Regions from separate parts of the Mus musculus genome. Here region 2 is linked to region 1. A link is a loop called in an ENCODE intact Hi-C map of the cell type or tissue named here. Cell type or tissue: heart. All regions are shown on one strand.

Region 1 (5,000 bases):
TGTCACGTGTCCCAGGCTAACTTTGAACTTCTGACTCATCTGCCTTTTAGGAAAGAAACTTCCTAAGTGCTAGGATTATGGATATGTGCCACCTCACTTGAGTACACAGGGTTGGAAGTGAACCCAGGATTTTGTACTTAGGCAAGCACTCTACTAAGTGGGCTATATCCCCAGCCCCCTATTTAGATACTTCTCAGAACAGACCCATAATATTAGTACTATGTGTTTCATTTCTTAATAAGGGAAGCTCTCAAAGGTGATAAATGTGGTACATTAATACCACCTATGGTGGAACACAAATCCCAGACTGCAGGTTCCCTACTTTAGTTCTCCACGGTCACTTCTGCCAGCCCAGCCTCCTCTCCTAGGGCTCAAACCTTTTGGTGGCTACCTCCCTCTCCTCACCAACACAGGCCTTGTGAAGATCTTGGAGCATGGCACAGGCTGCTGATGTCTGCTCTGGTGAAAAGCCCTGCTGGCGGCAGAAGATAAGTGCGTGGGAGAAGAGGTCCAAGATAATGGCATCCCGCAGGCTCTGCTCAGGAAAGCCAAGCTCCAAGAGCTCAGCAAGAACCCTTGGGGGGGGGGGTGGAAGAGGCATGAGTGACAGACAGCAGGGGTTCGCCCGCCCCCCACCTCACCTTAGGATTTATTTCTATTATATGGGTAGTTTCCCTGTATATGTGCAACACATGCTTTTCTGGTACCCATGGAGACCAGAAGAAGGTATTGGATCCTCTGGAACTTGAGTTATAGACTATGTGGATGCTGGGAACCAAACCTGGGTCCTCTGGAAGAACAGCCATTGCTGTTAATGGCTGAGCTGCCTCTGCAGCCCTGAACACAAGCCTCTTCTCGTCTCCATTGCCTGACACTCACTCTATACTTTAAAGTTTGTCATTTCTTGTGTCTCCCCTCCCAAGAGTTCAGTCTCGCCCAACTCAAACCCATACTCTCTCATCTTTTCCACAGTGGCTGCCTTCTCCAGTCTGTGCATAGAATGGATGTCCAGGTATTTCCTGTCAGGAAAAGATGAGACAAATCACTGGTGGTTCATACAACTTCCCCGATGGGGCTGCAACTTGGAGAGTTTCAGTGGGGATCAGGAGCTGAGACTTGGCGAACTTGCTAAGGAACCTTTAGCAAATCATTTCACTGTCAACGGGGAACATCATGGTCTAGAATCCAGTCTGTAGATTTAGCAGATTTTTTTTTTATTTATAAACCCACTGATTAGAAAAGAGTTGTGCCAGGTAGTGGTGGTACACTCACTGTACCCAGCACTGTGAGGCAGAGGCAGGCGGATCTCTTGAGTTTGAGGCCAGCCTGGTCTACAGAGTGAGTTTCAGGATAGCCAAAGCTACAAGGAGAAACAATGTCTTGAAAACCCCCCAAAAAACAACTTTGAGTCCTTGTCTTGCTCTGTGTGACCTTGATGAAGTCCCCTGGGCCTTGGCATCGGTGTGCACAGTGCTCCATCATTGCAGCTGTGTACATTCCTGCCTTTGCCTCCCTTCTCACACCGCCACTTTACACTGAGGCACCTGGCACGCTGGTGACTCGTTACCTTGAGCACTTCTCAGTCTCATCTTTGTAAAACTGGAGAGCCCTGGCTGGACAGGACTGTTGAGGACACCTTACAGGAGTAATACAAATGAGAAGTGTAACTTTTCCCCTGGGCTCTCCACACTCACCACATACAGATCCGGGGCTGGGGTAGTGGTGGCTGCGGAGAGAAGACAGATTATGGGACAAATAGATACGACAGTATGTATCCCCTAGTCCCTAGTACCTCATGAATTTCTAGCAGGTCTGAGTGTGCTATAATTTTAACTATAGCAAAATAGGTAAAACCGGGCTTCGGTGGGCTCGAAATACTATTTAGCAGCCTATTTACAATCAAAGCAACTCCAGGAAATTCCCTAATGTTGATAAACGTAATGACTGGCGGCACCTTTTTTGGGAAACCTAAGTATTCACTAGAGGACAACTCTGTCCCGCCCTCACCGGGAACAAGTTGGCTCCAGGATCTTCAGCCACTTCCACAGGGCTACTAGTGGCTTCTGCGGGCGACTCGGTCTGCATGTCTGTTCCGTTCCTTATGGCCGAGCCGTCCACCGAGCTGGGACTCCTGTCCAGTTCCTCCTGCAATTTGGGAGATTGTTCCGACTCCATCTGCACCTTCATTCCCAGGCTCTGGCTGGAACTGGGGGTAATCATCTCTTCGTCCTTCTTAGCCTCAGTCAAGGGCTCTCCAGCCTGGGCTCTGGGACAGCCAGCTCTCCCACTGCAAAGCCCGGTCCTGCCCCTTCTAGTGTTTCTTCAGAGGCGGTGAAGCGAGAGGCAGCCAATCCGCAGAGGGCGTCTTCCCAACTTGTCTCCCCGGTGACCGTTGTTAAGGAAAGTAGAAAGTACAAGCCCACGCCAATCATTGAAAAGATAGAGCGCATGCGTAACGAGTTGCACGTGCCTCTTAGAAGTTGCTTGTAAGGGTGCTTTTGAGGGTCGGTCTTTTTAAAGATTTAATTTAAATCTTTAAAAGATTGTGTTTGTGCGTGCGTGTGCGCACATATGTACAGGATGTTCGGGAGGGCTCCGCGGAGGCCAGGAGAGGATGACGGATCCTCTGGATCTGGAGTTACAAGGGGTCGTGTACCGAGTACCCCGAACAGCAGCAAAGGCTCCACCCCTCCATCTCCTAGTGCAACTGCGGGGTCAGTAACTATGGGAACCGCCTGCTGGCCAATCATTAAGAGAAATACAGTCCGTCGCGGGGTTGGAGGGGTGGGACTAAAAGACTCGAGAGGAGGAACCAAGAGCTACCAATAGAAACAGGAAATAAGTTTCGCCACATCCGGAGCGGCTCTGACGCCTGCGCTGTGCGTCTGGCGGCCGGTGACGTCCGGTGAAATCCAAGATGGTGGCGCTTGGCTGACCCTACGGTAAGTGCGGACCCCCGTCCGGCGGGGGCGGGGTCCGGGAGATATGTCCAGGGGGACGCTCAGGACTGCGGAGCTCCAGACGCATCCACAGCTCAGCTCTCTGTTTTCTGCAGGTGACGGAAGTGCCGCCTCCACCCGCCTGCCAGCCCCGGAGAGCCCTGAGTTGCCCCTCCGCCACCGCCGCTATGTCTGGCCTCAGCAACAAGCGCGCCGCCGGCGACGGGGGCTCAGGACCCCCAGAGAAGAAGATGAACCGCGAGGAGAAGACCACGACCACTCTAATCGAACCCATTCGTCTCGGCGGCATTTCTTCCACGGTTGGTGGGCTTTTGCGAAAGTCACATTTGGCCTGCGCCCAAAGTGTTTGGAATCTTGTGTGTGCTCGTGTGTATATACACAAACCGGGTGGTGAGGGTGGGTGTGCCAACGGCGTGAATGTGATCAGAGAACAACTTTACGGAGTCCCTTCTGGCCTTTTACTTATGCGCACATATGTTCCCGTAAGTCCTGTGTGATGTGTCTGAGTTGGAAACAGGTAGGGGCAGGAACGGAATGTGAAGCTCTCATGACTAGCATATTCTCTTTGCAAGTGTCTGAGCCTTGCTATATACCTCTCCCCTTTCAGTCTAATCCTTGTCCTATTGTGTGTCAGTGATGGTTCAGGGTCCTGCCCGACACTCTGCCTCTTCCCTTCTGGTAGGAGGAGATGGATTCCAAGGTACTGCAGTTCAAGAACAAGAAGCTGGCGGAGCGGTTGGAGCAGCGGCAAGCCTGCGAGGATGAGCTCCGGGAGAGAATTGAGAAATTGGAGAAGAGGCAGGCCACTGATGATGCCACACTCCTCATCGTCAACCGCTACTGGGCCCAGGTGGATGCCTGAAGAGCGAGCGTCCTACTGGGAGAAGCCCTGAGGCATTCCTAACCTCTTGTTCTTTCTTCTTTCAGCTGGATGAAACTGTAGAAGCCCTCCTCCAGTGCTACGAGAACCAGAGGGAACTGTCTTCAGGGACAGAGGTGCCTGGGTGCCAAGAGGGCCTGACCCGTGATGTGATCCCTCGACCAGACCCAGGGACATCAGATCTGAGGGGTAGGACCAGGGCCCTGGGGAGCTTATGTTCTCAGAAAGGTTTTGAGGAGGAGGTGACTTTGATGTGGGGCTACCGAAATGCCCGGCACTTGGGAAGCAGAAGTTGCTGTCCTGGAACTCACTTTGTAGACCAGGCTGGCTTCAAACTCAGAAATTTGCCTGCCTCTGCCTCCCGAGTGCTGGGATTAAAGGCGTGTGCCACCACGCCCATCGTGAGACTCTGTCTTAAAAACATGGGTTTTTTGTTTTTTTTTTTTTTTTTGGTTTTTTTAATATTCTTTTTTAATGGAATGAACAAAGTTTTAGAATCTAATTGGATTTTCATAATCCCAGCCTTCTGAAAAGTAGAAGCAGAAGTCTTTCTGTTTATCAATTAATTCATTTATTTTGGTTTTTCAAGACAGGGTTTCTCTGTGTAATGTTGGCTGACTTGGAACTCACTCTGTAGACTAGGCTGGCCTCAAACTCAGAGTGTGCTGGGATTAAAGGTGTGCGCCACCACCACCCGGCAGCCATGGAATACCAAGCAGCTTATTCTGGGACTTGGTAGAGGTTGATGGTCCCTGCTGTGGCCTTTCATTCTGATGAGGATTCTCTGTCCCTTCCAGAACCGCTGCCAGTGCAGTTTCGAGCCCCTCTCAGTGAGCCGGCCTTGGCTTTTGTGGTGGCACTGGGCGCCAGCAGCTGTGAGGAAGTGGAGCTGCAGCTGCAGGGTCGGATGGAATTCTCCAAGGCTGCCGTGTCTCGGGTGGTCGAGGCCTCGGACCGCCTGCAACGGCAGGTGGAAGAACTCTGTCAGCGAGTATACAGCCGGGGTTAGTTCTGTGGACCCTACCCTGAGAAATCCACCCTGGCCTGCGTTGTTCAGAGTCCCCAGTAAATGTCAGCCTTGTTCTTGTTGGGACAACTTAGTTCAGACGGGGATTTCAGCTTTAGTTCCTGAAGTGGGGCTCTAGAGAGACGGCTGGAGG
Region 2 (5,000 bases), 230 kb before region 1:
TTTACCTGCTCAAACACAGAGCAGAGAAATATTGTTAGCTGTTTTGTGCACACTGCACATTCTACAGATGGTTGTGAACTTTCATGTGGTTGTTGCAAATTGAATTTTAGGACCTCTGCTCCCTCTGGTCAACCCTGCTCGCTCTAGTTGGCCCCACTCAATTTGAACTCGGGACCTTTGGAAGAGGAGTCAGGGCTCTTACCCACTGAGCCACCTCACCAGCCCCTCCACACCTCTGTTAATTCATACATGTATGTTACTTTTAAAAGTTTGTATGTTGGGGCTGGCGAGTGATCCAGCCTCACAGACTGCCTCAATTGCCGGTTCTTCAAAGAGTTGCATCCAGGACAACTTCAAAGCAGGATGTTCCAGCCTCTCAGATTGCTTCAGCCAGGACTTCAGAAAAGCCCTGCACTTTCCCATCACACAGAGACTGAACAGCAAACGATACAGCTATCTCTTCCAGGACTTGACCAATAGCCCAATTTTTCTAGGTACCTTTGCCCCCAAAGAACAGGAAGGAATTTTAAGAGAAAGATGCCCTGACTCTCAGCAGATGGGTGACTGGTTTTGATGGTTCGATGGGTGATGGATCTTTGTTGTCATTTAACACTGCTGTTGACAAGCTGTTATTGGACTTGGTCAGGGAGAAAGCAAATTAAAAGACGTTAGACCTAGGGATCTCTTTCTCTTTTTTTCTTTCCTCTATTCTTCTTTCTCTCTTTTCTAGTGTTAAGAGGAAAGGAGGGGGAAGACGAAAAGAAAAAGGGGGGGTATGAATGATAGGATAAAAGGGTAGATTATCTGTTACGGGCACTCCGAGGATCTTGTGAACCCAGGGCCGAGCATGTGGCAGTAACAACTAGGACGTTCGGGGCTACAGGCGAGGAGGTGGAGGAGAAGGTGGAAGAGGAGGGGGGGGGGGAAGGAGGAGGAGGAGGAAGAGGCAGATGGCTTGGAGCTGCCCCGGACTTGTGAGTGCCCGCCGTGCCACGCCCTGTCACGCGGCCTCAGGCTGGCCTCTGGCTCAGCACCTGCACTCTGTTTGTCCCCAGGGTGAGGGGCAGAGTCCAGGACAATGTTCTATACCTGGCCCAGCACCACGGGATGGCCCTGGGATGCCCGTGAAGCATCTCTGGCATGCTCCTCCTGCCGTGTGTATGTATGTGAATGAGGCCCACCTGGAGCTCCTGCCTCCTCGTGAGGAGAGGGAGGACGACATGTTGGACAGGTTCCACCGCTCCAGGAGAACTGGACTTGGCTGCCAGTTGTGCTGACCCCTGAGCTGGAAGGAGTCAGGTTTACTCTTCCCAAGATCATCAGGATGTTTGGCCACTTCCCCATACCCCACTAACATGAGCTCAGCCGCTAGACAGACCAGGGCCATGGAACTGAAGAGAAAAGCCATGCTTTCTGCCGCAGATATTATGAATGTAATTCTTACCTGATTTTTTTCATAGATGCTTACTGTATATAGTTTATTGGTGTTAGAGAAAGAGCCTTTTATTGGACTAAAAGGGGAGATACTGAGATAATGTTAGATCTCTCTACAATTGCTTGTCCTGTAGGATTGTAAGGTATGTTAATATCATGTTTCAGGCCACAATGTCTAACATAACGGACATTATAATTCGACATAGGTTGAAGCATCATCAACTTCAATCTGTAAGGCATTTCCAATATTGCTATCTAAATGTGCAATCTCATCATCAGCCTCTTCAGAGCCCAAGGCAGAAGCACATTGAAATCTTGAGTAAGTATCAATTGTATGATGTATTTACGTATGTTTATATCTTAAGTCTCTGAACTCTACAAAATGAAACATATAATTTATTGTATGATTCACAAACAGAATCTTTAATTTTAGCTCAGCATATAGACCTTCATTTAGTAATTGATCCTTGACGATATTATTACAATATCTAGTCTGATTAGGTCGGGCCTCTTTACATAGCATGTCGATAGACTGCTATTCTGCGATATTATCACAGGGTGGCGCTGTAAGCCTTAGACTGAATTCCTCTGAAGATCCTTTATTCTGCTTTTCTTTTCCTTTTGTTTTGTTTTGTTTTGTTTTGTTGATTTTCGAGACAGGGTTTCTCTGTATATTCCTGGCTGTCCTGGAACTCACTTTGTAGACCAGGCTGGCCTCGAACTCAGAAATCTGCCTGCTAGCCGGGCGTGGTGGCGCACGCCTTTAATCCCAGCACTCCGGAGGCAGAGGCAGGTGGATTAAAGGCGTGCACCACACGCCCAGATCCTTTATTCTGAATCAAAGGATTTTCTGATCTCTTTTCTGTCGCCTCCAACCTAGTATTTAATTTTTCAGTCTTTCCCTTCTGCTTTATTCTGATCTCACTGGAAAGGGATTTATAAAATTGCAATCATCACTGAAAATATAATTATTTGTTTGCTGATAATTTAAACAAAATTATACAGAATCCACATGCCTTCTGTCATTGTATTTTCCATTTTATTAAACAAAGAAAGCATTTTCTTTTAATCTCTTTAATTCTCTCTTTCCTTTGGAGAGTTCTCTTTATTATGCACATTTACAGAACATTTTTACTTACTTTCTTTCTCCTTTCTTCGGAGACTTTATTTTATATTCAAACTCAGTATTTCTGTCTATGATTGTGTTCGGTTTCTTTTCTTCAGCATATATGTATCTTTCAAAACACTTCTACTTCTCGCTTTCTTCTTCAGAGACATTACTGTCTATGCGCATCTATTTCTCTTTTACCGTTTTCGAACTTAATATCTTTTACTGCATTAAATTTTCTCTACATTTTTTCCATCCTTCTGTGATTTAGCCTTTTTCATTTTTCTTAACACACACTCTCTCTCTCTCTCTCTCTGCATGCTTTTGCTGGCATGCCTTCTGCTGCGACAAGCTTCTCTGTCCTGCTGCCTTCTGCACCAGTGCAGGCTCCTTTCTGCTGCATGGCCAGCTCATCGCGCTGGCTGCTGGCTCTCCTGAGTCTAGCCTTGGCAGCTTCTGTGCTTAGGCTGGCCTGCATTGTACAGCCTGTCCCCTCCTGCCACCCTGGGCTGGACGAGTCCGCTGTTTGTGCTCCCATGAGAGTCCAGCCTCACCTTGCCACGCACCATCTGGCACCTCGCCTACTCCCAGCTCGGGGAAGTTGCTGGGCCCGCGCTGCGGCCGTTTCTACCTGGTCTCCCGAGAATGAACTGGATCTGCGCTGCTGCCGGCTACAGTGTGGGCGCTCCTTACTAGTTGAGGTAGGTTCTGGCTCCGCCGCAGCCAGGCGAATGCGGGGGACACTGCTGCGGAGCTGTGACAGTGGACAGCGGAGTTAGCTCACCGGCTTCATTCCGCGGCACAGCAGGGCCTCTGAAGGAGCTGCGCCTGTGAAGTGCCCTGAGGCTTTGGTTCCCTGATTCCCCGTTCCTTCCAGGCTTTGCTGCTCATCAGGGGCTCTAGGCATCTCCGGACCACCTCCTGCCCAGCTAGAAACTGCTATGGGAAGTATTGGTTCTCTGCTTTTCGAAGGCCTGAAGCTTTGACATTATGTGCCCTTACATTGGACGCTAAACTTAACGGTGATGGTCTTTCTATGCTCGCCCTTACTCTGAGTAACCACACTGACTGTTATTATAGGGATTAGAAGTTTAGGCGCTATTGTTGGGCAGATTCTCAGCAAGTCTAATTTGGCAATATTGACCTGGCCTATGTGGTCTATTACCTGTTAGTCCTCTCTTAGTCCTTGCTTCCTTCTCCAAGTCTGGCTAGGAACTTCTGCCTCTCTGGCTCCCACTGAGATCTCACTTCGTAACCGGAAGTCCTGTCCTTCTTCTCCAGACCATCTATTGGCCATTCAGATCTTTATTTAACCAATCGCAAGCCAATGGAGTCCAATATTATAAAATACTGAGCCAAGAGATGCTGTCATTATAATGTGTGTGTGTGTGTGTGTGTGTGTGTGTGTTGTACAAGTCCTGCCTGCAATCAGATCTCTGCCAACACAGAAATTAGCATCTGAATAACACAAAGCTAATCTTCCTACAGTCACAACAAAACCACCACTCCACTAAAACGTTAATTTCCTGGATTCTTGCTTTTCAGCTGTGGAGAGGCTTCTGCAGACTTCTGGGCAAGGGGCGCTTTCTTTCTCCTGTACCCATAACTTTCATGTCTCAGTGCAAATACATTGGGTCAAGATCAGGTTTCTGCTCACTAGGTCTGTACTAAGCTTAAAGATGGAGCAGGAATGACTTCCCATGGCCCAGAGTGATTTCAGATCTCCCAGCAGATTGTGCCAAGGCCCGAGTGACACAGGGAGCTTCGGCTCTGGGAGGCTGCTGACAGTGAGTGCCCAGGATGCATGCGGTGCACAGCTATGGCAGAGCTTTGGTGGGAGTGCTGCTCTGGGCTGTCAGCTGCTGTCTTCAGAATGTGAAACCCATCGTTCCAAGCCCCCCCTGCCTTTTAAAGTTTCAGTCGGATGATCAGATGTTATCTGATGGGCCTGACACCAGCATCCTCAGCGGCTGTGCGTCTGTCTGACGAGTGTTCATAACCAGAATACACAAAGAACTCAAAAAACAAAGTAAAAACAAACAAACAAACAACCGCATATGACCCATTCAAAATAAGGGCATAGCATCTGAACACAGAGTTCTGAAGGGAAGAAATAGGAATGACTAAGAAATATCTCCAGAAATGTTCATCATCCCTAGCAATTACAGAAATGAAAGTCGAGACAACTGTGAGACTTCATCTGACCCCAGTCAGAATGGGAAAAAAAACCCAACAACAACAAAATAACCAACAACGAATGCAGGAGAGGACATAGGGGACGGGGCCACACATTCACTGTTGATGGGATGGAAAACTGATCAGGAAATCAGCCTAAAATTAAATCTCCCACATGAAGCAGCTCTGGCATCCTCTGGCATATGCACAGAGGACTGAACACAGTATTCCACAGGTACTTGCTCAGCCATGGTTTTTGCTTCCTTATTTCTCTGTGTGTGTG

Evidence for each region. A loop is a pair of places that touch in the nucleus more often than their neighbours do. Peaks named below come from ENCODE experiments on the same cell type or tissue, not always from the same donor. Only the 100,000 strongest peaks of a DNase experiment are listed, where the experiment ranks them.
Region 2: it touches region 1 in a loop (2.8-fold over the local background); 1 of 42 quality-filtered maps calls a loop at or near these places.

What each region holds. Positions count from the first base shown.
Region 1 is chr7:127,585,870-127,590,869 of GRCm38, forward strand. Ccdc189 (coiled-coil domain containing 189) reads right to left here and starts at 2,726. Exons shown (of 9, transcript NM_001033040.3): 1 at 2,008-2,726; 2 at 1,695-1,726; 3 at 954-1,019; 4 at 406-575. The coding sequence starts at 2,220. Rnf40 (ring finger protein 40) reads left to right here and starts at 2,829. Exons shown (of 20, transcript NM_172281.2): 1 at 2,829-2,942; 2 at 3,056-3,259; 3 at 3,643-3,810; 4 at 3,888-4,029; 5 at 4,638-4,844. The coding sequence starts at 3,128. In heart, no CTCF peak of the experiment used is centred here; DNase peaks (open chromatin) are centred at 2,372, 2,772 and 3,842; H3K4me3 peaks cover 2,747 bases; H3K27ac peaks cover 1,797 bases.
Region 2 is chr7:127,360,568-127,365,567 of GRCm38, forward strand. It overlaps the pseudogene Gm51260. Among named protein-coding and RNA genes, the nearest start is that of Zfp747, 13 kb to the right of the region's middle. In heart, a CTCF peak has its summit at 1,990; a DNase peak (open chromatin) is centred at 3,764; H3K4me3 peaks cover 1,419 bases; H3K27ac peaks cover 628 bases; H3K27me3 peaks cover 1,820 bases.